5 separate regions of the Homo sapiens genome follow, and regions 2, 3, 4 and 5 are each linked to region 1. Evidence: chromatin contacts called from ENCODE Hi-C or POLR2A ChIA-PET data. All regions are on one chromosome and are shown on one strand. Each heading gives the region's core, a stretch centred on a gene start or an enhancer-like site at or near the end of the contact. The rest is flanking DNA. Distances are from core to core; before and after follow the strand shown. Region 1 overlaps DTNBP1 (dystrobrevin binding protein 1). Region 2 has its middle 450 kb from the start of LINC01108. Region 3 overlaps LOC101928354 (a long non-coding RNA gene). Region 4 has its middle 440 kb from the start of JARID2-DT. Region 5 has its middle 140 kb from the start of JARID2-DT.

Region 1 (5,563 bases), core at 319-2,818:
GCTTAAATGAAACAATTTGTAAAATCTAAATTTTAGCCAATAACTGTATTTAAGATTTTAAAGAATGTCATAAATGGTACATAAGGAGTTTATATGGGGGAATCAGGCAAAATGATGTACTGCCATTTATATATATATTTTTTTGTAGAGACGAGACCTCACTATGACCTGGCTGGTCTTGAACTCCTGGGCTTGAGCGATCTTCCTGCGTTGGCCTCCCAAAGTGCTGGAATTACAGGTGTGAGCCACCCCACCCAGCCTACATTGTTTTTTGTTTTATTAAATGAAAAACTGACTAGGAGATTCAGCTTGGGAGCTAGTACTCCTAGTACTAAAGAAGCAATATTCAGCTCATTCTGTTATAACTAGTCTGACATGGTCTTAAAATGTATAAAACACTATCATAGCTAATAGGATTATTTAAAAGGCTGTTTCATTTTGATTAGTGATAAAAACTAGAATAGTTAAATTTAATATAGACTCCATTTAACTCTAAGCTACTTGGTGCATTCAGTATCGTGCATGTATGCTTAGCATATGGGGGACGGGTTAAGAGCTAGGCTTTGAAGCACAAGCTTAAAAACCCAGCTCTGCTCCTGCCAGATGAGATGCAATGTGATACCTCGTCTGTGAAGAGAGAGCTAACAACACATATCTTGCAAAGCTGTTAAAAGGATTAAATGAGCCGAAGTACCTAAACTTAATACTTGACAGTAAATAATTAATGTTTGAATATAAAAAATAGAGAAAATTTTTAGATTAGCTAAGTTTTATATTTAATAAAAGTGATTGAAAACTAATAATTTCATTGACCAGTAATGATCATGATGTAAACAAGATCTATGGATCTATTAGATCAAAATGTCAACAACATTTTCATTTTTATCTTACAAACTTACACACCTATAAGTTATTTTCCAGGCTATAGTCTTAGACTTAAGATCTCCTACAGGTAAAAGGAATTAAATTTCAAATGATTTTTCTGAAAAGAAACTATGTAATGGAGCCAACAATTATTCTATGCTGGAAAATGTGTATGTTCTTTTTACCTCTTTAATCTTTATCTGGACAGATGGCAATTTCCATTTAGATTCTAGCTCTGTTGGTTGACTACAGAGCTAATGAGGCCAGGAACTTAAATGAGGTTGATCTCTAGGCAGGCCAATTAATTTCTCACAGACAGAAATTCTGTTCTAGGTACAAATTGTACTTGCTGCCCTAGTCACTCTTTTGTTAATAACGTGGGGACCAGATGAAAACATGTGAGTGGTTTATCAACCTGGAATTCCTAATGAGAAACAAACTGTACATACTTCTGAATAGGACGGCCTCATGCTCTTGTGCTGAATGACAAATTTAGACTAAAAATGCTTGAAATAGTCCGTGGTCATTTTACTGCTAACACCAAATTCATATTTATGTTCTCCCCTTTAAAAAGCTTCACAGGCTCCCCAGCCCTTTCAAGTTAAACTCCTTATCATTCAGAGAGCTACTGCTCTCTGGCCACAAACTGTTTACTTCACTTCTTTCCTTCACATATTCTACATTACAGCAAAACAAGAGGAGTACTGAGCGTTGGTGCCTCCTCCTCCTTGCCTCTGCCTGTCCCTAACCCCGGCCTGTCTTTTCAGGCTTAGGCCAGTGGCAGCCCGCCCTCCTCCCACAGGGCTCCCTTCCTCTTCTGTGCTTCCCCAGACCTTTCAGCCTCACACAGGACTCACATTCTGACTGATATCATCCAACCAGTTGTGTACTCTCATATCTCTCAGGAATCAGTAAGGGCCTTAAAGGTGCAGACTGTATTTTTGCTTTTTTGCTATCCCCTAATAACCCTGTCTGTTGAATTCAATAAAGAATAATTTCTGGTGATAGAATGATTTTATTACTCTAACATGTAAAATAACTGAGAAGGCAAAACTATTCATGGTCATCTAGTTTAAATATTAAGAGACTATGCCAAATTTTGTAAAAGAATAAACATGAGCAGAGAACTTAGAAAACATTAAACAACATGATGATACTTTTAGTATATTAAACCAGGTCACATTATCAGTGACTTAAAACAGAAGAAATGATGAAAATTTTCCATTTTAACACTTAGCAGACTTGAAATCAGTAACAAAATATAAAATAATTGCATTGAAAAAAATAAAGGTTCATCCCCTTATATTAAACTTAAAAAAGCTCTTCATATAATAATGACAAGTACATACGTAATGTGTATTCCGAATATTTTATGTTGAATTTAAGTTAGCAGAAATTTAATTTCCCTGTCACAGCCTGCTCATTTCCTGTTGCAAAACAAGTTGCATATATGAGTACATTTGGTAACCAACTTAGGATGCATATACATAAAATACTAGCAGGCCTCCATGGACACAAATATACCTTTACAAGAAGCTCAAGCCTCACCATTTTGCTCGCTATAACAACCGCATATGTCTCATTTAGTGATCAGTGAAAGAGATAGGTAGAATTTTATTGTGAAAAGCCATTTGGGAATGCCTGACAGCTGTGCAAAAAAGAGCTTCACAAATTTTTGCAAGAAGGCCGTCCCAGAGGAAAAGCAATTCTGTTTGGAATTTTTCTTTGTGCCATTTGTTTCAAATACATATCATCTGTAGTGTAACCACTGATATATAAAGAATGAAGCAGCACACTAAAATTATTTCCCACTTAATGAGTTATTTTCTAACAAAATAATTAGCCTTATGGAACAAAGAACTCTCCTTGGCTGCAAACCCATAGGTCACAGAGGCCAGGTACTGAAAGACCACAAGACTGTTCAAATGCTTACGTTACACTTTTATGTACTAAGGTAATAAGGTAATGATGGTATGAATAAGGAAACTTTAAGAAGTACATTAACTTGCAAAAGCCATTATGGAACAAATGAGATCTATGTAGTAGCCTAAAAGGTGTCTAAGAGAATTAATGTGCCTCTTGAAGGGTCTAGCCTCAGAAAGGAACCTGGACATCTGATAATCTAGTCCATGAAAAACTGACAGAGCTATGATAATCTCTTTGTTAGATGCCCTCTAAAATTCTGTACAGAAAAAAGCAAAATAATACTGTATCAGGCTAGGTCAAACCAAAAGAAAAACACAAACTCAGTATACGGCTGCTATTCTCTTATATCTAAGAATTCTTATCTAAGAGTTAACAGCATCTTCTGGCTGGGTACAGTGGCTCAATCCTGTAATGCCAGAGCTTTGGGAGGCTGAGGCAGGAAGATCGCTTGAGTCCAGGAATAGTCTGAGGCTGCAGTGAGCTATGATCACATCACCATGCTACAGCCTGAACAACAGAGTGAGACTCTGTCTCTTAAAAAAATTAAAATTTTAAAACAAAAACAAAACCCAGAATCTTCTGTTCTAGATGAAGGGAACAGTCTTTTAAAAATAGGTCATATAAAATAAACTAAGAGAAAATTCAAAGACAAGGCTTTAACATTTTGAACTTCAATAAAGGAATAGGATTATACTACCCTCTAGTGGAAGTTCAAGATAATTCAGTATATACTTTTCAAACATATTTTTCCAGTTTTATGATTAAAAAGCACTGTGGTTTTTCACAGAATAAGAAAGTGCATAGAATCTGGATAAAAATATTCCATTGTATGCTTACACACCTTCAATGTACAGAATACTAATATCACCACATTGAATCTTGTGGTTTTGCATTCTAAACTGTTTTGCAGCACAAGCTAAACTGCCTAACATCCATCCAAACCCTCGTGTCACAGAATAATGGTTTTGTGAATTCGCAAAGGCTAGAGAGGCCCCCATTAGAACGTCAGCATCTTGATGGCAGGTGCCCAGCCTTGTTCACTGCTGTGTGTCCAGAGTCTGTACGCAGTGCGTGGTGCGTGGCAGATGCCCAGCATGTACCAGGCACTGTGCTAAGTGGTTACGTTTGTCATCTCCTTTAATCCTCCAAATACCTACAAGACAGGTATGCTCATCGTCATTTTGCAGACAAGAAAACTAAAGCTTGGAGCCATTGAGAAATCTGCACAGTTTTTAAAGTGAGGAAGTTGGATTGGGAGCCAAACCCGATCTGTCAGTTCATAGCCCTTGTTTTCCAGTTCCCAGCATACCCTTATTACTTATTTTTAAAACGACAAACCTTACCAGTAAGTATCAATTAAATAGGCTCCTGTAAGCTGGACTGAAGCCAATATGAATGGATCATCTGTTGTAACTTAACAATTCCCAAGGGGCTAGGTACCAGGAGCCATATTAATGAAGCCATGGGATAACACAGCTAAAAGCATCATCAAAAGTCCAAATTGCTCACATAACATAAATCCTTTGCCCTTCAATAAAAGCAGGGCCTCTAGAGAGCAAAGTAAGACCAAAAGAGTGAAGCAGCCTGGAAAATGGAGGGACTGACAGGATATGGTGTTACATTTGACAGTGAAAGGGCAACAAGTTCAAAGAAGTTAGGGGGACCCTGTGACTAAATATAATCGGTTACCATTTTCTTCTAAGTTTGTTTTTATTTTTTATTATTGCTTAACTATTTAAGCTTTGTAATATTATGTCAAGGTATTTGGGTAATAATAGGAGAGATTTTGAGGCTTCCAAAAAAAAAAACCCAGTAAATGAGTAAGCATTTAAAACACTAAATGTTTCCAAAATCTAAGACTGATACATAAATGCATCAAAATGAATTCATAAAGTACATTAATGGTACAGATACATGTTTACACAACTCACTCCATCAAATTTGGCTTCAAAGTGTTTGTTTTCCTACTGTAAAGAATATCGTCAGCAATGATTCTATAAAGCTTAAATTGCTTAGCTAAAAGCCTCATGATTTTAAAACAACTCTCTCTGGGCTTATTCTAGGCCAACAAATACTAACTAGGTCTCTAAAATTCCAAGTTTTGATATGCTATCTTCCACAGTCATTCATTACTAATTATAAATATCAGGCAAATAACAGCAATAGATTAAAACCCAAAGGAAGCATGTATTTCAAAGGCTAACAGATAATTCAGATTGGCAATATATATGAAAAGCAACCATCCAGACATACCTTCTAAAAAAAACTGAACTAACTCTCTAAAAAGAGCTCAATATCGGTTAGACATAGATGAGAGGAAAAAAATGACTCAAATTAATTTAGCAGTGATTAACCAGAACAGTATATCAGATAATGTTTTAGCTTTCATTTGTCTTTAGTGTTAGATGTTCTCAGATTACTAAAAAAGAGAGGATTCAAGTGAACATTTGGAAGGCCTACCTTGTGCATTTAAGAAGCCAAAATGCAGTTTCTGAAGAATAAGGTCATGTGTCACTAAACATCAAACATTTTTCAGGATATTAGAATCCTAATTGGGAACGAACATACAATATATTCTATGAAAGACTTATAGAGACTGCATTTTCTAAACAGAATTGACTATGAAAATAATGAGAACTGTGGCAGAATGCATTTAATCAATAGAGTGGTATTAAGCAAACAACAACTATCCGTAAACAGATTTACTCTCAGCTGGGGAAATAAAAGAGGTTATCATAAGAGAACATGTCTGCAAAGAAACATACAACCAATG
Region 2 (5,634 bases), core at 2,755-5,254, 890 kb before region 1:
TTGCAGCTAAAAAAAGCTGGCTTAAAATTTTTTCCTTTGGTGTTGCAGAAAAATGGCAAAAGAAGCGACATCACCGTTGAGTTGCCAATTAAATTGCATTCCTAAATGAAGTAGGTTAGTGAGATCTTTTCCATAAGAAACGCAATGTCACATCCTGAGATAAAGTAAGGACTGGACCAGGAGGCAAGGTCTGTGGGGCCTGGGCCTGGGGCTCCACTGGTGCACGTGGTGTCTTTTAAAGGCTCGCTTTACATGTCTGAACCTGTCTCCCTCTGTATTCCCTTGCTAGGGCCGCCATAATAAACACCACAAACTGGGTGGCTTATACAACAGAAATGGATTTCCTCACTCTTCTGGAGGCTAGAAGTTTGAGAGGTGTCAGCAGAATTGGTTTATTCTGAAGCCTCTCTCCTTGTTGTAGAGAGTCATTTTCTCCCTGTGCCCTCACACAGTCTTCCCTCTGTGTTTGTCTGTGTCCTCATCTTCTCTTCTTACGAGGACACCAGTCAGATTGGATTAGGGCCCACCTTAATCATCATCTTGGAGTCTAAAAAACCAGTGAAGAAAAAGAGGAGTCATGGTTACCAATGTTTCAGGCTAAAGTTGCTTTAGTTCCAGTCTCTCATTTTACAAATGAAGAGACGGAGGCCTCAAGACTCGCCCAAGGTCGTCAGTGATAAGCTGAGACTACAGAGGATGTCACCATGGAAAACAGGTAGACAGTTTCCAGCTCTGATCTGTGCAGCCTTTGTGCAATATGTTGAGGTAAGAGGGTAGAAGACAATAAGGTCTTGTATCATTTTTTAAAATTGGAAAAAGGTCAAGTTTCTGAAAGTGAAGACCTTTGAAAAATATACTTTAGAAGGCACAGAGCAGGAAATGTGTGGTGTGAAGCTCTGGGCTCACCACAATGTATGATGGGCTGTATTCCTTTGCTAGGGCTGCCTTTACAAAGTAACATAGATTGGGGGGCTTAAAACAACAACCGTTTATGTTCTCACACTTTTGGAGGCTTGAGTTCTGACATCAAGGTGTCAGGCACTTGCTCCCTCAGAAATCTGTAGAAGAGAACCCTTTCTTTGTTTCTTCTAGCTTCTGGTGTCTGCTGGCAACGTTTGGACTACAAATGCATTATTCTGTGAAAGGAAAATAAATCTCAGGACCCCAAAATCACTAAGCCAAAGGGAAAAGTCAAGCTGGAAACTTCTTAGAGCAAAACTGCCTCCCATTCTATTCTTTAAAAGATAGCTACTAAGATAAAAGAGCTACGTACCTCCCTTACAATTTGTCCACAAGGAATTTCCTTGCCTCCTTTGGGAAGGCTAATCAGAAACTCAAAAGAATGCAACCGTTTGTCTCTTATCTACCTATGACCTGAAAGCCCCCTCCCTGCTTTGAGTTGTCCAGCCCTTCCAGACCAAACCAATGTACATCTTACATATATTGATTGATGTCTCATGTCTCCCTAAAATGTACAAAACCAGGCTGTACTCCGACCACACTGGGCACATGTTGTCAGGATCTCCTGAGGCTGTGTCACAGGCAAGTCCTTCACTTTGGCAAAATAAACCCTAAATTGACTGAGACCTGTCTCAGATGTTTGGGGTTCACAATTCCAATCTCTGCCTCTGTTATCATATGGCATTCTTTCTGTATGTCTCTGTCTCAGTGTCTAAAGTTCCCTTTTAAGGACACCAGTTATATTGGATTAAGGGCCCATCCTACCCCGATATGACCTTGTCTTAACTGATTACATCTGTAATGACCTTATTTCCAAATGAGGTCACATTTCAAGGTACTGGGGGTGGGGACTTCAACATATCTTTCTAGGGGACACAGTTCAACCCATAACACATGCATCCTGCAGAGCTTCCTGCTCTCCCTGGAGCCTACGGTCATGAGCTGCTGACCCTCCCTCACTTCCCAGACATTGCCAGCACACGACTCATGACCAAACAGTGCTCCTCCAAGACAGAACCCTGGTGACTCGCAGTGCTGCAGACAGGCAGTACGGAGGGGTGATTAAGAAGACATTGTCATTTAAAATAAAACCACACAGTTCTTTTGTAAATATGTGTCACTGGGTATTTAGAACCATCATACCCAACCCACTGCTGCACGTTGGTGGAAATGTCAAGTAAGTTACACACTCACGTCTTTTCTGGGGAGCCTTTTATTCACGGTTCTCCCTGAGTTTGATTTCCTGAGGGAGTGTGCTCACCCGCCTCCGTTTCAGCATCTAACCTTGCCTGTTTCTAAAGTTCATGCTGTCCTGACATTCTTTGCATCAGCACAGTCACCCCTGTTAGTCATCTCCTACCAATTTTCTCTCTTTGTACTCTTTCAGGAAGTCATGTTTTTGCTCAGGTAAAAGAGGTGTAGGAAGAGCGTTCTGCCTATTTGATGATTCATCTCTTTGCTTTTTGCCATTTCTAAATGTTAGGGGGGAAAATCCTTTTGTTACGGGCTTTAGCGAATGGGCTTGGTCAATGGGGTGAGAGAAGCTGCCATAAGCCACTTTCAACTTAGAGCAGAAGCAATCTTTTATCGGTCTTTCTTATTCTTTTGAAGACTAGCATCGTGATTCTCAGGGCCACTGGAATCCACGAGACTGACTTCCCTGAGGAGAGACTGCCTTCTAATGGCGTGACCATCTGCTCCACTTCCTTCGTGTTTGGTCAGTGAATCACGGCAAGTCACAGGCCACCTGAGCATTCTACTCACTTCTTTTGGATGCATCCAGGCCAAAGGCTCAGAGTGTGTTTGAGTTGAGATAGATCTGAGCATATTCAGTTAAATGAGGCCCTCAAAGAGTATGATGGGGAATTATGCCCCACTGCCTCCCAAACTTCAAATGTTGAAGCCCTAACCCTTAGAGCCTCAGACAGTAACTCTATTCGGAGATAGGGTCTGTAAAGAGGTAATTAAGAAAAGGAGCAAAAATGGAGCAAGTTTCCTTCTCCCTTGCGCTATTTCTAAGGTCATGTTATAAAAATCAAATGGAGAATACCTGTCAAACAGTTGATCAAGCAGTGAGGAGAAAGAGAAATAATATTAATTCAAAGGGCATGCTTCAACCCATAGTCAGAACAATCTATTAGTTAATCAAGCAAGATTTATTGATACTCACCAAGAGACTGAATATACAAATGGACAACGGCCAAGCCATAATTAAAAACAACTCCAACCTACAATCTACAGCAGCCAGCCCAGGACACCAACCCATTAGCAACAGCAATCGGCCCAGGAAGCCAGCCTGCTATCATCAGCCAGACCTCTAGAAGTCTAACCACTATCTCTATCAACAAGTTAGGAAGCCAAACAATAACCCCTGTAAGAATCAGCTCCAAATGGCCAGAACTTGACTGACAATGGACAGCCTCCCTGATTTTTGTCCCTGCTTCCAACTTAGGACAAACCAGAGAAAGGCAAATATGCACCCTAAGCAATCACATAGGCATCTGTGCTTCTAGTGAACCACCTCCAGCTTCCCACACCAACAGCCTCCAATCAGCACATACCTGGAGCCTCCCTTTTTTCTACTATGAAGTTTTCCCACTCCTCTGCCCGCATTTGAGTCTCTGCCAAAACACAAACGATAGTAGCTCTGAATAAACAGCCTGTGCTTATTCTTATTTGGTTGGTCTTCATTTATTTCCACACTTCCAAATGCAAGTAAATGTTATGCTAGGCCCTTGAATGGTCAGGGAAAATACAAGGAGATATACGACATGGTCCTTATGCCTAATAAACTTAAAATCTTTGGGACTGGAGATAAAATGCACAAAAAGCAAGAACCACCACCACAATGACTAAGCAAATAATAAAGCCAGTCAGGAATAGTAAGTCTCAAATGCAAGTTCCAGATACTGGACGTAGAAGTCTGGAGAAGAGAGATTACTTTTGGCTGGGGAGGTCAGATATGAACTGAACTTCAGCACACACAAAGGAATTATTCTAGTAATTATTGGGTTCCCCCTTGCTCACATGGTTACTCACACTTGAAAGTTTGCGGTAACAAGAAGGAGCCTTGGCAGGAAGTTTGTTTGTTCCATGACTGCTTTTACTGTCACATGAAGAGTGAGTGGTTGATTTACTGAGAAGTCCCCCTTGTTACCCTTCATAAGCCCCAAGTGAGTCAGGACCTTCCCTTGGTCATCAAACTGGAGACAGGACACCCTTGCCCAGTTAGCATTTTAGTTCAGCTTGCCTGGGTTCTCATTCCAAATTCCTGCCCCCAAATCCTTGGTCACCCCCAAGAGTAGATCTTTATCCACAACAGGCCACTGTTGAACCTAAGGTTTCCCAGAGGAAACCAGAAAAGACTTCCCTTATGTTGGGGTTTTAGGGTACCCAATAAATAGGACCCCTCTTTCCTGCCCAACTTCTGAGCCAATTAAGAGGAATAGGAATCAGGCAGATAGAGGGAAAATATCACCATTCTTTTAAGTTGACAAAGTCTTGGTTGGTGGCTATCATTTCAGGTCCTTGGGCTTGTTAATATTGTACCACTGATGGCAAACAGAAACTTTGCAACATGGAGATTTACCACTTAAAAGTTAAGGCTTGGAGGGGCAGAGGATGTTTACTTTCCTCAGGCTCTTCCCAGAGAGAAAGGAATAGGTGAGGCGTACATCTTCCATTGCTTCTCCCAGGCCGACTGAAGTTCCTCTTCCTCCAATGAAGTGAAGGAGAGAGAGGATGCAGGCGGCCAGGGGATTTACTCAATGGAAACATGTCCCCAATAGAAACAAGGACAGCAGGGAACAAATGTTCCCATCAGCTACCTACAACAGGTAAGGCTAAGTCTCTGTGGGGTTGAGGTCCCTTGCCCCCAGCGCACATACACACACACACACACACACACACACACACACACACACACAGCCACCAATGCCATGCTCATGCTTTGTATAGTTTTGGGATTTGTGACAACTTTTAAGTCTGAGGGGAATGAATGTACTCATGAAGAAAATCTCCACCGTTAAGGAAATGCCCTTGGTGTGGACTAGTGCTAGAGGCACAGACCTTGAGTAGGGAGTCCTGAATTCCTATCCCAGTGCTGAGTTAAGCAGCTCTATAGTTATTCAAGGTCTCTTGCCCTCCATGTGCTCTGTCCTCAGTTATGCACTGGAGATCAGAATACCTGTCCTGCCAAGTGTGTGAAAGACAAGATAAAACCAGAAAGGGCCTCTGAATAACCCAGCTCCACTTCACAGAAGCACTGGGGTGGTTCCATATTCAGAGAAAATAGTAATGTTTTTCTTGAAAAATAGAGTAGATGTGAAGCAACTTTCTGTCACTTCTCAGTACTTTTTTAGCACCAGAGAGTTTATCCAAGGTGGACCCCATCAAAGTGAAACAGAAGGGAGGGGTGGGGAGGTCCCCCTAACCCATAAGCTTAAGGGTTGGGTGTTACTGACTCCATTTGGAGAACACGCAGCCAGGGGCTTAATGACACATTTTGATTGATTACACTGGTAACTCTGAAACCTGGTACAGATTACCTTTTGCCCTCAGTGGGGCTTTACCTGAATCATTCCTCTAGAGCAAGAAAGCTGAACATCATTACTTTCAGAGTGATAAATCAGAGAAGGGTAGGAATTGAAAGGGCACTCGACTTTTTCTTCAACT
Region 3 (5,353 bases), core at 2,436-4,935, 980 kb before region 1:
ATGACTGAGGTCCCCTGGGGAAGAGAGAACCTGCTTCAGAATACCTTCCCACTGGAACGCCATCAACTCCTCCCTGGGTCTCCAGCCTGCCCTGAACGTTTTGGACTTGCTAGTCTCCACAATCGCTTGAGCCAGTTTCTTAAAATAAATCTTCTTCTCCTCCTTCTCCTTCTCTAGTTCTTCTTTTTCTTTTCTCTTCTCGTCTCTTTTCTCTTCTCTTCTTCTTTTTTCTCTCCCTCTCTCATTCTCTCTCTCCACCCCACCCCCCACCCCCAACCTGTTGGTTCTGTTTCTCTGGAGAATCCTAATACACCTTACCTTACAGATGAGGAAACTGAGGTGCAAAGCAGTCAGCTGTTTTGCCCAAGATCTTGAGGCCAGTGAGTGTCCCAGGCAGGACTAGAATGCATGCTGCCTGGCCCCAGACCTGGCTCAGGTAACCAGACAGCCTGCTGCTTCCCTCAGCCACAGGAAGTGGCTCAGCCACAGGAAGTCACGGCTACCTCTCCATTCACAAACCAAAGAAGGTAGGAGGTGGAAGGAAAATGCATTAAAAGTAAAATTCAGCTGGGTCAATGGACAAGGACAGGATATAGACTATAAAACCAATGATATTTGTTTTCATTCTAGGCTTTATTTTGATATCTGTGACCTTAAGTGTGATTTACATCTCTCTGAGCCTCCATTTTCCTGATATGCAAAATACCATAAAAACTTTGCAAGGCTACTGAGGGATTAAATGGGATAATTTTATGTGCAAATAATATTTCCCAGGATATGAGTGAAATCACGTGGCTTGTGTGATTAAGACAACTGTTCCAAATTCTAGTGGCCTAAGTCCCCACTTGCTTGACTTACAAGAGATCCAGGTATTTACAGAAATAAATAACTCTCTCCAATAAGTTTCAGGTCCTCAAAGCTGCCAACCTGTGCCCCTGCTGCCCGTGTTCTCATCCCAGGGGTGGGGTCCCAACCATCTGAGTCCTCAGGGCCAGACAGTATAGCAGTCCCTTTCACGGAGCTCTCATCCACCTTGAGTTCCAATTGCTGATCAAAGCAATGCCCAGAGCAAAGCTGCACCCCCAGCAGGTGAAGGCTGGGCTACAAAGTGGGGTTCACTGCCCAGACCCTCCCCCTCTGGGCCAGCTAAGCATATCAGAACCCCTCTTGCTCATAGTGATGACTCACCAGGACCTCCCCTCCCTGTTCCCCATCGCTACCCACCCATCCATCAGATCTGTCACTGTACCCAAAGCCTAATGGTGAATGGGACTCGTGTGTTTCTCTCTCAGAGGGCTTCTCCACCCCCATGGAAATAAACATGTACAAAAGGACGTGAAGAAGAAAGAAGCTTCACCAGTAACATCTCTGTACAGATCCTACCAGGCTGAAAGAACAAAAAGCCTAGCTGTGGGGTGGTTGTTTTGCTTTTTGGTTTTGTTTTCACTGTGGTTTGTGTCACATGTTAAAGATGTCCCATGTGTCAGGAACAATCGCAAAGTACTTGACCTGCTTTATCTCATTCAGTCGTTCCAATGCCTCTGTTGTTGTGTCATTAGTGTTTCCATTTTATGGATGAAGAAAGCTGAGGCTTAAAGAAGAGAAGTAACATTTCACTGCCTCACAAATAGTGACAGAGCCAACATACAAACCTAGGCTTGTCTGGCCCCAGAGCCCTCATCCTTAACCACCACACTGCACCTTTGTAAAGGGCACAACTATTTGTGTCTAACAAATATTAGTTATCTTTTCTAAGAGCCAAGAGACATTTGTTCTATCCCAACTCTGTCTCTTAGAAGTCAAATGGCTCAGCTTCCACATTTGTAAAAAAGAGAGAACTAAAGTAGAAAATTCTAATTGTTTCCTGAAGCTCTAAAAAGCTACAATCCTAAGAATTAGTGGCCAGAGACCCTAAGCTGCTTAATACATTTATACCACATCCTCCTCAGCTGGTACTCGGCATTGAGGAAAATTCTTAGAAACAGAAATAAACAAAAATATTAAGCATAAGCCGTCATCAGATTTACATGTTATGCTGCAAAATTTATTGTTCTGTTCCTTTTCCTTTAAATGGGAACATTTAGGTCAAGGATATATCGTCATAATATCTCTGAGATGGGAGCTATGAGTGACTGGGCAAACAGATTTCCGATTCTAAGAATCTTCTCTGAAATCAGATGCTTGATAATGTGAATATTAAAATTCCCCCTTCACCCAATAACAATGTGGAAAAACATCTGTCCTTTTTGTTTTAAAATAAACATTGAGAATCTCTCTTTTAAAAATGGTAGAAATAATCATGAAACTAAGTATAACCACAAGAAAAAGTATTTGAGAAGAACTGAAAGACTAAGGGAGAAACTTGATATAATGTCCATCTCCTTGTACTTATCCTCTTCCTTTTAGCTTAATGCCACCTCCTTCATGAACACAGAATTGGAACCCACAACGGATGAGGTCTTGGCCTCACGTATGGGTAAAGCCTCATGTAAAAATAAACAGAGAGGAAATGCTGACGATGCCTGTCACTCCACTCGGATCAATTCACTTCAACATGCTCATTGCTCCATTTCATTTCCTACACCTTGGCCTTGCACACTCTTGCCATGCAAGGGCCGACTCCCAATAGGGAGTTGATTGTTTTGTTTAGGAATTCCAGAGCACCAATCAGATGGGGGGTCCTCATTCTACTCCAGCACACACACTCCACAAATATCTCTCTCCTCTCTCTTATTTTTCATTTTTAACCATTTAAATTCATGTTTATTTTTATGTATTGCTAATGTATGACATAGAGTTCCAGAGGGACTGTCAACTTCCTAAAAAGAATACACCTTCATTAACTCTCTCTACAAAGATGTACCATGTGCCTACTATGCCAGCAGGTGTCTGTACAGAAACAAAAAGGCACAATTACCACCCTAAGGAACCTCCTGTAGGATTCAATGCGGAGGCCACCTCCTCCAGGATGCCCTCCCTAGTACCTGGGTCAGAGTCCTGTGGCATTGGGTATTGGAGTCCATGATTCACCTTCCCTGCAGTGTGATTGTTGGTTTACTTAGGAGGCCCTCATTGCTTCCTTCCCATCCAGTGGGAGACATTCAAATAGGATGCAACTCACAGCTCCCTTAGCCAGAATTGCAGTAATGATGATAATGGTAATGATGTTAATAATCCTATCCATGAAAAACAGGTAACTCCTTTTTAAAGAAGGATTTCTTGCTTATCACCTTCGGTCCTGAATCCCTGGATATACCTGGGTGCAGGCTTCTTGGGGCTCAACACATGTCTGGGAGGATGCCAAGATGGCAGAATGATGTCAGTTTCTCACGGGGTGCTGCTCCCTTAGATCTGTACCATGCTGCCTAATATACGTCAGTTGCATTGAAATGAAAAATGAATAGGAAGTAGATCTTGCTGCTAAAACATATGCATCAGAAAATCATTATGAGTATTAAATTACTGCAATAAAATGAACCAGAACTAATCTTGCAAATTAAGATCCAATAAATTTTTTTTCATGGCCACACCTTTTCTTAAAAAAAAAAAAAAAAGAAAGCAAAAGAAGATTTAGCTTAATAGTATTAAAATTGACTGTAAGGATTTTGAGCGTGACATGGAAAGAGTCGATCAAGAAATTTCCATATGACAAATAGATTTGCATTTTTGGAGGGTGGGGTTGGAGGTTGTCAGGAAGATGTTGAGAATACTGCCCCTGTGCCAATTGGTAAAATGATCAGTTTTTAAGCTGACATACCTATGTATTTTACATGTAAAATTTATGTATACATATTCCCCTTCCTCTTTTCTGCTCCCCACAAATCCCCCAACTTCCCACTCCTTAGATAAGGTTCTGCTGACACAAGAAACTAGTAAATTTCTAAATTTCTGACAACCTCGTATTTTTAGAAGAGATGCTGCTGTCGTTCAAATTAAATCTGAAGCTGTAAATAAACCTTTAGAGCTTTGCCTGTTCACTGGAATAACAGGATATCTCCCTCCACCCTCCAGCAGGAGAGAGACTGTAATTAGCTCATTGTCCGTGAATAGGCACAAAAGAGGCGGTGCTCCCCATACTGGCTCCCTTTCAACAGCAGATCTTGGGGCAGATGTTAATTCATTAAGTGAGTAACTTCCACCATCTCCCAGGAACACCAGGGAGCCCGACTCCCCGTTCCAAAAGGGACACTGAGGAACAACATGAAATACTCTGGCCAAGGACTCACAGAAAGGGTACTCGGAGAAGAAAAAAAACCACCACCAGGATTCACCTCCCTGCTGCAGCCTGCTTCCTGGCGCTGGTTTTGGCAGCCCATCCCGGGGCTGCTCTGTGACACCCGGGGAACCAAACTATTTATAGCCACGCAGTCATTATAAACAAAGCTGTTTATAACATCGAACCTTGGCCCTGCATGAGTTAAAACTCTAGACTGGCAGCTATAAATAACTCTGTTATGCGCTCGAGTGTGACTATTGACTGATACTTCCTCAAATTGTGACAAATAATGACAAGTTTGTTTGACAAACATCCCACTGACATTCATCTGATTTTGAATAAGTGGTGCTGCTTTCTTAATTTGGTCCCTGAGGCCCAGGACTTCAGGAACTTTCTTTATTCTTTCTCTCTCTCACCTCCCGCATCAGGAAACTGTCCTGTGTGTAGTTGTTTTTTCCCCTAATCAACTGGAAGGGATTTGGGGCCATCTAAGGGGAAGCTTATTAAATCCACTGTTTCTCTCTTGGGATAATTCTGCTGTAGGGGCTTTGCAAGGGTCTGGGGAGTTTTGTTAATGACAGAAGGAGGGAGGGGTAGAAAAATGTGGGCCAGGCTGTGGTGGTAGGTAACACAAGGTGGAAAGGGGAAAGCAGAATTTAACATCAGACTGACTGGAATGTCAGTGTTTAAGGGGGACCAGAAATGTAGAAATTTGAGAAGTAGTTCACACTGAATCGATGAAAGACAAGATTCTGGATGGAGGGATTTACCCCCCAGGGCTTCTGGTCTGAGAGATCTTGTAGATCCAAGATTGGGGTCCCCAAGGCTCGGGTTCTCTTTCGAGGCCAGCTGATATTAACATACGTCATGAGTGACGTGAGATTCTAGAGCTCTCAGGGACCTATGAAATGGTCTGTTACTCGGTCATTTCACAGGTCAAAAAGCTGAGGCCACAGGGGCTCCCAGGACTCTTTAGAGCAGAGCTAGACTAGAACTCAGCTGTCTGGACTCCTGGCTAGAAGCTTTATCTTTCATCAGGAAATTAATTAACATGTGAAAAGCATGTGGAATTGTCCCTGGCCTGTGTTGACTGTTTTACAGGAGCACACCATTCACACCATCCAGGTTGCACATCTT
Region 4 (5,895 bases), core at 2,065-4,564, 820 kb before region 1:
TGGATTGATGAAGAGAGGAGTAATATACATGGATTTTCATTCCATGTCATAGACATACAAATCTGGAGCTGGATCTTTAAACTAATCAATTGTTTCATTGTTCGCTAAAGGGGAGGGTAATGTCTGTCCACAATATTGACCAACATTAAATAAAACACACACACAAGAAATGGAGTTTCATCTGTCACTTTGGATTAGTTACCTCTCCAAGACAGGCATGTGGGGGAACTGGAAACATTTCTTTCTTTTTTTTTTTTTTTTTTTTTTTGCGATAGAGTCTCATTCTGTCACCCAGGCTGGAGTGCAGGAGCCTGATCACAGCTCACTGTAACATCCGTCTCCCGAGTTCAAGCGATCCTCCCACCTCAGCCTCCTGAGTAGCTGGGATTATAGGCATGCACCACCATGACTGGCTAATTTTTGTGTTTTTAGTAGAGACAGGGTTTTGCCATGTTGTTCAGGCGGGCCTTGAACTCCTGGCCCCAAGTGATTCACCCGCCTCAGCCTCCCAAAGTGCTGGGATTACAGGCGTGAGCCACTGAGCCCGGCCAGAACTGGAGACATTTCTAAATGTTATGTGAAATTGAGAGTGGTCTCCATCTAGCTATGAGGGAACCACATGTGATACAGAGAAAAGAGAATTTGATTTTGTGTTAGAGGAGCTTCTCCACTACTTACTACCAGTGTAACTCATCGGGTGACAGTATTTTCATGTCTAAAAATGGAATAGCAATGCAGGAGTGCCCTGTAAATTACTGAGAAATGAAAGTGCCTGGTACACTGCTTGACCCAGAGTAACTAATCATGAATTGCTAACTCAATCAGAAATGGACTTTTTAAAATGCTAACATCTGTTCTAAAATGAAAAGAAGAACCTAGAGTGACACGGAGAGAAGGGCTGACAGAATGTGATACGCAAAGACTAAGAAAATGATGCCTGGGCAGAAACCTACCTCTGCTAAAAAGAAGGGATTTCAGAAAACATGAGAAAACTGGCAAAGCCACAGCATGAAGCGACAGAGAAATGTGTAGGGATGCTCTGAAGCCAGAGGGGATCTCCAAGGACATGAACCCAGGAAAGAAAAAGAATAATTCATTGAATTCCTCTAGGAGCAGGACAACGGAGCAGTCTTAGCCTAACAGAGACTGGACGGTGCATAGGGATTATTTTCAGCCACAGATGAGGGAGGGGACTTGCAGAACTTCAAGGAAATCTATGAAGGGAAACTGGAGAGTGATACAAAAGCCTGAGTTAAACTGCATAAAGAATAGTTTGCAATTCTACATACCTATCATTTGCCAGATAGTTGCAGAGTTGGCCCCAGTAGATTTCCATATGTTGTGCTAAAATCGCACTGGAGGCTGACTGAGCATTTGTGGCTTTTCAGAGATGCCAGTTTTGGTGAGGGGGTTGGGGGTTGCTGGGGGCAGTCACCTGCATCGTGCAAGGATAGAAATAAATGATATCATCCCTAGGGCACAGAAAGCAGAGCTGTGGGGGCCTCTGGGTCGTGTCCCTCCCCGCTGCCACTCCTGCACACCTGTGCTAGCAAACACTCCAGATTCTGGTCTCTGGGCCCACCCGGAGCCTGTGCTGTTCCTCGACTTGTAAATTTTAAAACCTTTTCTTTCTTTTTTTTTTGATATAGAGTCTCGCTCTGTCATCCAGGCTGGAGTGCAGTGGCACAATCTTGGCTCACTGCAACCTCCACCTCCCCGGTTCAAGTGATTCTCCTGCCTCAGCCTCCCGAGTAGCTGGAACTACAGGCATGTACCACCATGCCCAGTTAATTTTTTTTTTTTTTTTTGTATTTTCAGTGGAGGCAGGGTTTCACCGTGTTAGCCATCTCCTGCCCTCATGATCTGCCCACCTTGACCTCCCAAAGTGCTGGGATTACAGGCATGAGCCACCGCTCCCGGCCCTAAAACATTTTCTTTTGCAGAGTGAAAGACCAAGTAATCTGGAGTCCACCAGCCCTCCCCTCACTTGTGTACAGCAGTTTGGTCACTGCAGAAACATCCACCCTGGCTGGTGGGTAAATACCCCATAAGACAGAAAAATGACTTCCTCCAAGGGACTCCTGATAATTAGACAAGACAGTGGAGAAATTCCTTCCCTGAGCCCCTGATTTCAAGGCCATGGCTACATCCATGATAAGGTATGTTTCTGCTTTGCTTTCTCCAGAGAATCAGGGAGAAATCCCACTCCATCCCACCACTACAGCCCCCGGCTCGTGAGCAGAGCTCACGAGGTGGTGGTACCTTCTCCATCCCCACGCCTGGGGCACAGGGAAGAGCAAGGAAATTCTCAGAACAATGCAGCATAAGACATGATTTCTCCATGGGTCCCAACCTTCCCTTTCATGGGTCTCCAGTCCTGCCTCCCATTCTGCACTCTGCACCCCCATCTTTGCAGAGCCATCCCTAAGTCACACGCACCGTGGAAGAGAGGAGACAGGGTAACAGCACTGTGCCTGCCACCTGACCACAAGCCCAGGCAAAACTGTGGTTTGACCCACATGGGGCGGGCAGATGGCTCTGTTAATGCCTGTGCTTCCCTCGGACCGCTCCAAGCCCTAAGGCATGAGGGAGGATCTGTCAGCACAGGCAGCTCATCCACCCGGCTCTCACCACCCAGTTTCAGCAGGACTGAAAGACCGCGGTGCACTTTTGCTTCCCTGGACACTCAAAAAGCTCAGTGATGTTTATTTTCCTTTGCTCAGTCTCCTCTTTTCACCACCAGGACAGTGTGAAGTCAAAAATCTGTGCTCAGCACAAGACACAGCAGAGAAAGAGGAAGAAACTGGCACAAAATATTTTCTCCAGCGTGCTGCCTGGGGAGCCTGGCTTTGACTTCGACATGTGCTGGAGGTGTGGTGTCCAAAGTAAACCTTTTGAACTGTTTTTTTGGAACCTCCAAAAAGACCTCGCACATCAAAGGGGATCTGATCCCCCATGAGGTGCATAGCAGGCATCGTTAAGCATTTTGCATGAATCAAACACCTTCTGAAAAAGAAAGGAAGCCCAAACTCATAGCACATGGCCAGCCCGTGTCCCCGACCACAGGCAGCCTCGAGCACATGCTCACCACATGGCTTCGCCTGGTTGGGTGGAATCAAACCCTGCAGAGGCACAGGGGCTTCTCCATCACAGGAGCCGCTCTCTGTGCACTCCCAGGCTGGGATACAATGGGGCTGCTTGTTGGAGCAGCCTCACGACCCCGGCCTAGGCCCGCCTCAGGGGAGCCCAGGCAAACTCTGACTCCAGTCACAAGGGGAGCCCTGCTGGGCCGCCCCACCCCAAACGCCGAGGCAGGATGCAATCTGGGGCTGAATACAGAGTCCAGTGTGAGTCCTTGGCACGGCGCCCAGAAAGCCACGCAGCAGCGATGGGCTTGGTGGAGAATTCCAGGCTCTGAAAGAAAGCAGAGCAGGGAACAGAGCCGGAGCCTTGAGCCTCTTCTGTCATCTTCCCTCCTGGAATTCATTCGGCTTACCACAGGCAGCTGCAGCCATGGGCAGAGCATGAGCTCAAACTTCAGAGGCCATGGTTGCCCAGACAGTCCCAGAAACTGATGACACGTGCTTCTCTTGACCTGCCTGAGGAGGAAGGAGCTTTCAGGCCCTTTCCCAACAGCTATGCTACCTGCACAGTGGCAGCCATCCTTTGAGGGCAGAAGGAAGGGATTTAGAAATCACTTGTGCCCTCTCAATAACCTTCAAAGTGCCCGGGAGACACCAAACCTCAGATTTCACTGGAGGTACATACAGCAGTTTTTAAAACAAGATTCTGGGCCGGGCGCGGTGGCTCACACCTGTAATCCCAGCACTTTAGGAGGCCAAGGTGGATGGATCATGAGGTCAGGAGATTGAGACCATCCTGGCCAACATGGTGAAACCCCATCTCTACTGAAATACAAAAAATTAGCCAGGCATGGTGGCGTGCACCTGTAGTCCCAGCTATTTGGGAGGCTGAGGCAGGGGAACTGCTTGAACCCAGGAGGCGGAGGTTGCAGTGAGCCAAGATCAAGCCACTATACTCCAGCCTGGGCGACAGAGTGAGACTCTAAAATTAAAATTTAACATTAAAATTTAAAAAAAAGGTGCTATCATTCCTGACAATTGCCTCTTTAAAAGTCGTCTTCTCTGGTTAGCAAAGTTCTAGGTTCAGGAAAAGAAAAGTGTTTAAAACCACTAATGCAACCTGATTGGTAAGAGTTTTAATTAGCAGTTCCAAAACTGTGCACATTCTGAGCTTTTAATTAATATGCACAATTTCCGTTGCATTTTACTTCAATAAGAGCTATATAAAACCAGTGAGTGGGTGACATTGACATTCCATTCAAAAAAGAACTAGAAGAAGAAGGGGGCAGGAGAGTTGAATTTGGAGGAACAGAGAAGGCAAATGAGTCTCATAATTCTCTAAATTATGCCTTTATAAATAAACATTGTCACCTACACCTCTCATTGGAAGCCCTTCAGCTCATGCCCAATCAACCCCTGGAATCATTTTAACACACTGACACCCTGAACTGTGGGCCCAGACGCTGGGGATGCCAGCCAGATAATCCTCCCCTCATTCCACAAATACGGACTGAGGATGCTACATGCCAGGTACAGGCAGGTACCAAAGATGCCAAGGTGAGAGAGTTGGTCCCCACCCTCCAAGGAGCTCATAGTTTTATAGATGATCACATAAGGAGAAAAACAAAAGCTCTATGTCTAGACCACAGACACCTCAGGGGCAGAAACACTGTCTCATTTATTCTTGTACTGCCGTCATCTAGCCAGGGTCTAAGCAGAGTAGGCAATTATTAAATGTCTGTTGAATGAATACAGGGTGAAAAATGTGTGCCTCCACACATACAGTGGTGCAGCAAAGCAGGGCAGGATCAACCCTGCTTGGTGGGGTAGACCCAGATGACAGTTTCCTGGCATGCTCAAGCAAGGCCACACCAGTAGTTATCCATGGCATCTGTTCTAACTGCTCAGAACCCAATCAGACAGGTTGTTAAATATTTTTATTATCATCTACCTGGAGAAAGGTGAGATCCCAGAGCTGGATCTTAAAGACAAAATGAGAGCCTCTTAAAGTTGGGAAGGACATTCTGAACACAAGGACCAGTGCAGACAACATCAAGGAGACCTGAGCTTTGCCACACAAGTTGGGGATTGGGAAGAGGGAGGTGGGATCCTGCAGAGCCTCATCTCCTGTGCAGGGTTGCTTAGACTTTATCCTGAAGGCCATGAGGGGTCAGCACAAGGCTTTCATCAGGAAGAGCCTTGAACACTCTGATGGAAAAAGAGACAGGTCTGGGAAAAGAAACAGTTGGAGGCTTTAGAAATGGGCAAGTAAAAAAATGTCAGAGTCAGAGGTAAGACATGGGCAGAAGGGATGCATAAATACAGGGATAATTGGGAGGCAGGCTCTCTTTACACAAGATTCAGGAATGTATTGGAAGCGGAGGATAAGAGAAGAGAGCTTGGGCAATGGGGGAGGCTGGGTTCCACTAACATGATAGGAAGCTAACCTGGGTAATGGGGCAAGGGAAGTGATGAGCACTACATGGCAGGTGTTGCTTTTGCCGGGACAGATGGAGCCCCCCCGGGGTAGGCCCTAGGGTTCTCGAGCTCAGGCAGATCTGTCTGGGATTTGCATGGGGTGTCTTCCACAATCTCATGAAAACACACATCACACACACACACACACACACACACCCCTTCCAGAGATTTCAGAATGTGGCATTCCCCTGATAAGAACACTTCCATGTTTGATGAAAACCTGATGCTAGTTCAGAAGACGCCACGGAAAACAGTGTACAATTAGAAGGCAGTGATGACACCGATGAGTTAGAGTTCTGATAAAGCTGACTCCAGGAAGACAGCCAAATAGGGA
Region 5 (5,403 bases), core at 1,161-3,660, 510 kb before region 1:
TGAGGCGGTTACGCTGTCTTCCTCAGCTCCATGATGCAGAAACCCATAGAGATTAAAATCAGCTGCATCGTGGATACAGTTACACCCTAAAAAGAAAAGGCGTGGATGACTAGGGGAATGCCCAGAGAGCCCTGGGGTGGAGAGAGGCCGGGGAGGGTCACAGGGGCTCCCTTGAACCCAAGGCCACAGTGATGAAGACTTGGTCATGTGCCTTTAGCTTCATGGGGAGAACTGTGACAGCCAGAAGCCAGAACATGAGTTTTGCTGGCCTCTCCTCTGACTCCTGTTTAGTACTAAAGCAGGGAGGAGTTGGGGTGGGGAACTGGGGAGAGGAGGTGGAGGAAAAGTCCAGACCAGTCATCACACGATCAGCAGAACGAGTCCTTATGGGTTTGACAAATGTGGGAAGATTAGAAAAGATCTTGGGCTAAAAACAAAAACAAATGTCTTCCCATTTTCTTTACAAAACTCCCAGCCCCTCTCACCACACACTTATATACCCCAACCCCAACTAATCTGTCTTGAAGATAAACATGCTTTTTCTAAACTCTAAAACCTGTCTTCCATTAATGCTAGTCTGGAGAGTGAAGCTTTCCCTGCTGACTGATTACAGAAAATTGCTTATTTAAAGAAACCTGGACTCTCTCTTGCAGACAATGGCTTCCATTCCGGACATCATTTCAGAGACTTCCGCACAAACAAGAGAGACTAGCAAGCACCTTGAGATAATCCAGGTATAAGGGGAAGAGTACAGAGCTGGTTCACACAACCGCACCCTCACTCACACAGACACAAACACACAGCCCAACCCAGAAACTGCACCACATAGGACACAGCTGCATTTGGGCCTCTAATTACTTTACTGTCTAATTCATGCTAACACAGCAATTAGTGATAACGCTCAAAACACTCATACACATCAGCTTGACGACATTTAATTATGACAGTAGATGTATCGCACTTCAGGAGATATGTAACTTAGCAAGGAATAAGAAATCTATATGGATGGCCCATCTAAACCACCATGAAATAAAAGTAGAGGAAAGTCATGAAATCCTCACTTTGTCATTAAAAGAAAATGTTTAACGGGTGTGTTTTTATGTGAAATATGCCATTTCCAGATGCTGATTGGAAATCCGGTCTCGCTGGCTCAGAAAACATGATTAGGTTTTTATTTTTCAAAAGAAAGGAAGTGAGAAAGGAAGGAGGGAAGGAGGGAAGGAAGGAAGGAAGGAAGGAAGGAAGGAAGGAAGGGGGGAAGGGTAGCTTGGCTCTTGATTATTGCTTGATGGCTCTGTGTATTCATTCTCATTTTCAGTACCTTAGACATCAGCAGAAGATATAAGGGAAATGGGACATTTTTTGCTGGGATGCTCCTTAAGATGTGCCATTTGCTATTGGTTTACATGGGGCCTGTTCATGAGATATGATTAATAGTTCAGCAGCACTGCCAAAAAGCACATAAATCTGGCCATCCACAGTGTAATTGACACACTGCTTGTCTCGCAGATACCTACAGCACTTGCTTATCGCAGTCTAATCCCCCAGTGGGTATTCGAAGCAGCTGATTATGCAATGCCAGTTGCTTACACTACAGTTTGGGGGTCTTTTCCTTATAGCACCCAATTAGCTGTGACACAAAGCCCTACTCCCCTTGATCAACCTTGACCAGGTGTTAAGTACCAGCTGAATGAACGCAGGCGATAGCACAAATGCCACTGGAGCACCCGGCCTAAGCAGAGCGGGTGTTGAGGTGGGAACCTCCACCTACGCATTCTGCATCAAGTTGCCTTTGCTTTAGACTCGCCAAGCACCCTTGCTTTGGTTCCTCACACCCAGATCATAGCAATCTGCCACCGAACCCTGCAAGGTTACCACGGTGAGCTCCACCTGTCTTCTCCCCGACCTGCCTCACCCTCTCTTCCAGCTCATTCAACATCTCTCCTTTCCAAATCAAAATCCAGCAGCTCCTCACATTGACTTGCCGTGGGAACTTCAAAACCTCAGCCCCGCTCTCTAGTCCTCTGATTTCTCCATTTCTATGAAAATTTTAAAAACAAAAACAACACTGACTTAGCAGAGCAGCAACTGGGAAGATTAAAGATTAATAATAAACAAGTTGTAAAGCCCTTTGAAAGCATAAAATGCTGTAGGAGTAATTATTATCATTGTTATTAATCACCTCAGTTCATCACATAGAGTAAACATGCAATTATAAAGAGGGGACTCTTAAATGCAGTATCAGCAGCAAGACCCATTTATTACAATGCTATTTGCTTGGATTCCATTACAGTTATAAAATTTTGTGCTCATCTAGCACTTTTTGTCTGAGAATGTCAAAGTGCTGTACAAGCACAGGCTCTAATTAAACTAATCCTTGCAACACACAGGGAGCAGCAGAGAGAGGCCACTTCCAGTTGTGTAACTCGCCATCTAAGCACATCCTGTCCTGGTCTGGGGAGGTCTGCCTGCTGAGGGCTGCATCTAGAAACTTCCGAAATCTAACATTCCTAGGAAAGTCATATATATATGTATGTAAAAATATGTGTGTGTATATACATATACACATATACATATATATGTATACACATGTGTATATGTATGTATACACAAATATGTGTGTGTATATATACACATGTACATATATGTGTATACACATATATGTATGTGTATACATGTATACGTATAGGTATAGATATACATGTATACGTATAGGTATAGATATACATGTATACGTATAGGTATAGATATTCATGTATACGTGTACGTATTCATGTATACGTGTACGTATTCATGTATACGTGTACGTATTCATGTATACGTATATGTATACATATATACACACACACATATTTTTAAAGCACAAATAATTAATGTCAGGCATAATACACAAAGGTTTCAATATCTTCTTCTGTGTGGGAATTATGTATTCAGTGTCTTGCTAGTAACTCACATATACCTCGATCCTGCCATTTTGGTTTTTTGTTTTGTTTTGTTTTTGTTTTGAGATGGAGTCTCGCTCTGTCTCCCAGGCTGGAGTGCAGTGGCGCGATCTCAGCTCACTGCAAGCTCCACCTCCTAGTTTCACGCCATTCTCCTGCCTCAGTCTCCTGAGTAGCTGGGACTACAGGCTTCTGCCACTACGCCTGGCTAATTTTTTTTTGTATTTTTAGTAGAGGCAGGGTTTCACCATGTTAGGCAGGATGGTCTCAATCTCCTGACCAAGTGATCCACCCACCTCACCCTCCCAAAGAGCTGAGAATACAGACATGAGCCATCACACCCAGCCTTTTTTTGTTTTTTGAGATGGAGTGTTGCTCTGTTGTCCAGGCCGGAGTGCAATGGCGTGATCTTGGCTCACTGCAACCTCCGCCTCCTGGGTTCAAGTGATTCTCATGTCTCACCTTCCTGAGTAGCTGGGATTACAGACACCTGCCACCATGCCTGGCTAATTTTTGTATTTTTAGTAGAGACGGGGTTTCACCATGTTGGTCAGGCTGGTCTCAAACTCCTAACCTCAAGTGATCCGCCCAACCCAACCTTCCAAAGTGCTGGGATTACAGGATTGAGCCACTGTGCCCAGCAGATCCTGCCATTTTGGCCCATGGTTTGTGTGTTTTCCATCAAACAGAGCCTGAGAGAAAGTCTTCTGTGCCTTACTGTTTGTAACATTGCCAGCCTGGAAGTTCTCATACAGTGATGATTACTAATGACAGTAAATGAGTTTACACAGAAAAACACAATGAAAACAGTCTATGTCGTCAACATCTTGTCCCTGTGCCAGTGTCCTGCTCATCTGGGAAGAAAAACCCAGCTGTGGATCATTCTCATACAATATTACAGTATTGCCAAAACTTTGTTGTAGGTTTTGGTGTAAGTAGATGGACAGTTTTGACTGTAATAATAATTCTGCCCTACCACTAATAAGAGAAGAACAAATTCCATTCTTGGGATTTTGCATCTTTCCAATGGAAGAAGCATGATGCAATAGTTTCCAAAGTAGGGTTCTTAAACCCCAGACTGTGTGCAAGATGACCCATTGAGACCCAGAAAGGGCAGAGTTAGACCTCTATTTTATTTACTGTATTCTATTATATTCTGTAAAAAAAAAATTACATTAATTTTACTAATGTGTTATGCAATTTGAGAGTAAAACTAGTAAATATACATATACTGAGAATTCCCAACTGGGCAAGCAAAAATGTTTGAAGAGTTCAAAAAAAAGAAATGAGCAATATTTTCATAGTGAAAGACAGGTGTATTTAGGTTAGACTCTACTTCTTCATATTAGAAATGTTTTTGGGCTCAGTGGTTCATGTCTATAATCCCAGCACTTGGAAGGTCAAGGCAGGCAGATCACCTGAGATTATTAGTTCGAGACCAGCCTGGGCAACATGATGAAACCCCATGTCTACTAAAAATACAAAAATTAGCTGAGTGCAGAGCATGCACCTGTAGTCCCAGCTACTCAAGAAGCTGAGGTGGGAGGATTGCTTCAGCCCATGAGGTTGAGGCTACAGTGAGATATGATCACACCACCTGGTGACAGAGCTAGGCCCCTGTCTCAAAAAGGAAAGAAAGACAGACAGAAAGAAAGAGAGAGAGAGACAGACAGAGAGAGAGAGAGAGGAAGGAAGGAAGGAAGGAAGGAAGGAAGGAAGGAAGGAAGGAAGGAAGGAAGGAAGGAAGGGCAAATGTTATTGGGCCAGGGCCAGCCATAGTGGCTCATATCTATAATCTCAACACTTTGGGAGGCTGAGGCAGGCAGATCTCTTGAGGCCAGGAGTTCGAGACCAGCCTGGGCACATAGCTAGATCTTCATCTCTCCAAAAAAAAAAAAAAGAGAGAGAGAGCGAGCCACGCACATTTATCTATAAAGATTTGTTAAAGTCCCTGAAACCAAAGAGGATTTGTCAGGCTGGGCTGTGATTTCAGCCCTCATTCACACAGCAATTAGAATAATATTGGGCTCCCCATGTAGTTCTGACCACATTTAATTGTGACCACCGTGGGCTATGAAACATTTCCAGAAATCAAAGAACCTTAGCCCAAAGTAATACTGCCTCCCAGGTTCAAGTGATACTCATGCCTCAGCCTCCACAGTAGCTGGGATTACAGATGTGCGCCACCATGCCCAACTAATTTTTTTGTATTGTTAGTAGAGGCAGGGGTCTCACCATGTTGGCCAGGCTGGTCTTGAACTCCTGACCTCAGGTAATCCACCCTGCCTCAGCCTCCCAAAGTGCTGGGATTACAGGCGTGAGCCACCGCACCCAGACTAAAATGGCAAACTTTATATTATATATATTTTACTGTAATTTTAAAAATTGTTTTAGTGGCCACATTAAGAATAATTATAAACAGCCTGGGCGTGGTGACTTACACTTGTAATCCCAGCACTTT

The links. Hi-C counts contacts between places; a loop is a spot of excess contacts on that map. ChIA-PET counts read pairs that join two places held with the same protein, here RNA polymerase II (POLR2A). Pooled maps may share reads with other maps.
Region 2: a loop to region 1 is called in a pooled map, with 4 times the contacts of the local background. The contact joins two enhancer-like sites. A Hi-C loop is called at or near these places in 1 of 168 maps with a recorded cell type or tissue (gastrocnemius medialis), 4 of 37 single-sample maps with no recorded cell type and 11 of 50 pooled maps.
Region 3: a pooled map shows a loop between it and region 1 (2.8-fold over the local background). The contact joins two enhancer-like sites. A Hi-C loop is called at or near these places in 2 of 50 pooled maps. POLR2A ChIA-PET finds 5 or more read pairs at or near these places in 2 of 52 experiments (activated B cell and activated naive CD4-positive, alpha-beta T cell).
Region 4: a loop to region 1 is called in a map with no recorded cell type, with 3 times the contacts of the local background. The contact joins two enhancer-like sites. A Hi-C loop is called at or near these places in 1 of 37 single-sample maps with no recorded cell type and 3 of 50 pooled maps. POLR2A ChIA-PET finds 5 or more read pairs at or near these places in 2 of 52 experiments (CD4-positive, alpha-beta T cell and PC-9).
Region 5: a map of A673 shows a loop between it and region 1 (8-fold over the local background). The contact joins two enhancer-like sites. A Hi-C loop is called at or near these places in 1 of 168 maps with a recorded cell type or tissue (A673). POLR2A ChIA-PET finds 5 or more read pairs at or near these places in 2 of 52 experiments (A673 and OCI-LY7).

What each region holds. Positions count from the first base shown.
Region 1 is chr6:15,620,228-15,625,790 of GRCh38, forward strand. The region is part of intron 5 of DTNBP1 (dystrobrevin binding protein 1); the gene reads right to left. Among named protein-coding and RNA genes, the nearest start is that of DTNBP1, 40 kb to the right of the region's middle. RefSeq lists an enhancer at 1,528-1,627. Within about 2 kb of position 1,569, at least 20 of the 41 ENCODE cell types and tissues checked have a DNase peak (open chromatin) inside an H3K27ac peak, as active enhancers do; they include A673, where a contact is called at or near this core.
Region 2 is chr6:14,730,932-14,736,565 of GRCh38, forward strand. No RefSeq gene overlaps it. Among named protein-coding and RNA genes, the nearest start is that of LINC01108, 450 kb to the left of the region's middle. RefSeq lists enhancers at 1-695, 1,918-3,117, 1,959-2,078 and a silencer at 5,391-5,470. Within about 2 kb of position 4,005, at least 8 of the 41 ENCODE cell types and tissues checked have a DNase peak (open chromatin) inside an H3K27ac peak, as active enhancers do.
Region 3 is chr6:14,634,939-14,640,291 of GRCh38, forward strand. All of the region lies in intron 2 of LOC101928354 (a long non-coding RNA gene), which reads right to left. Among named protein-coding and RNA genes, the nearest start is that of LINC01108, 350 kb to the left of the region's middle. RefSeq lists enhancers at 1,601-1,700, 4,768-5,353 and a silencer at 5,260-5,353. Within about 2 kb of position 3,686, at least 12 of the 41 ENCODE cell types and tissues checked have a DNase peak (open chromatin) inside an H3K27ac peak, as active enhancers do.
Region 4 is chr6:14,801,542-14,807,436 of GRCh38, forward strand. No RefSeq gene overlaps it. Among named protein-coding and RNA genes, the nearest start is that of JARID2-DT, 440 kb to the right of the region's middle. RefSeq lists an enhancer at 2,843-3,678 and a silencer at 3,197-3,491. Within about 2 kb of position 3,315, at least 10 of the 41 ENCODE cell types and tissues checked have a DNase peak (open chromatin) inside an H3K27ac peak, as active enhancers do.
Region 5 is chr6:15,107,166-15,112,568 of GRCh38, forward strand. No RefSeq gene overlaps it. Among named protein-coding and RNA genes, the nearest start is that of JARID2-DT, 140 kb to the right of the region's middle. Within about 2 kb of position 2,411, at least 2 of the 41 ENCODE cell types and tissues checked have a DNase peak (open chromatin) inside an H3K27ac peak, as active enhancers do; they include A673, where a contact is called at or near this core.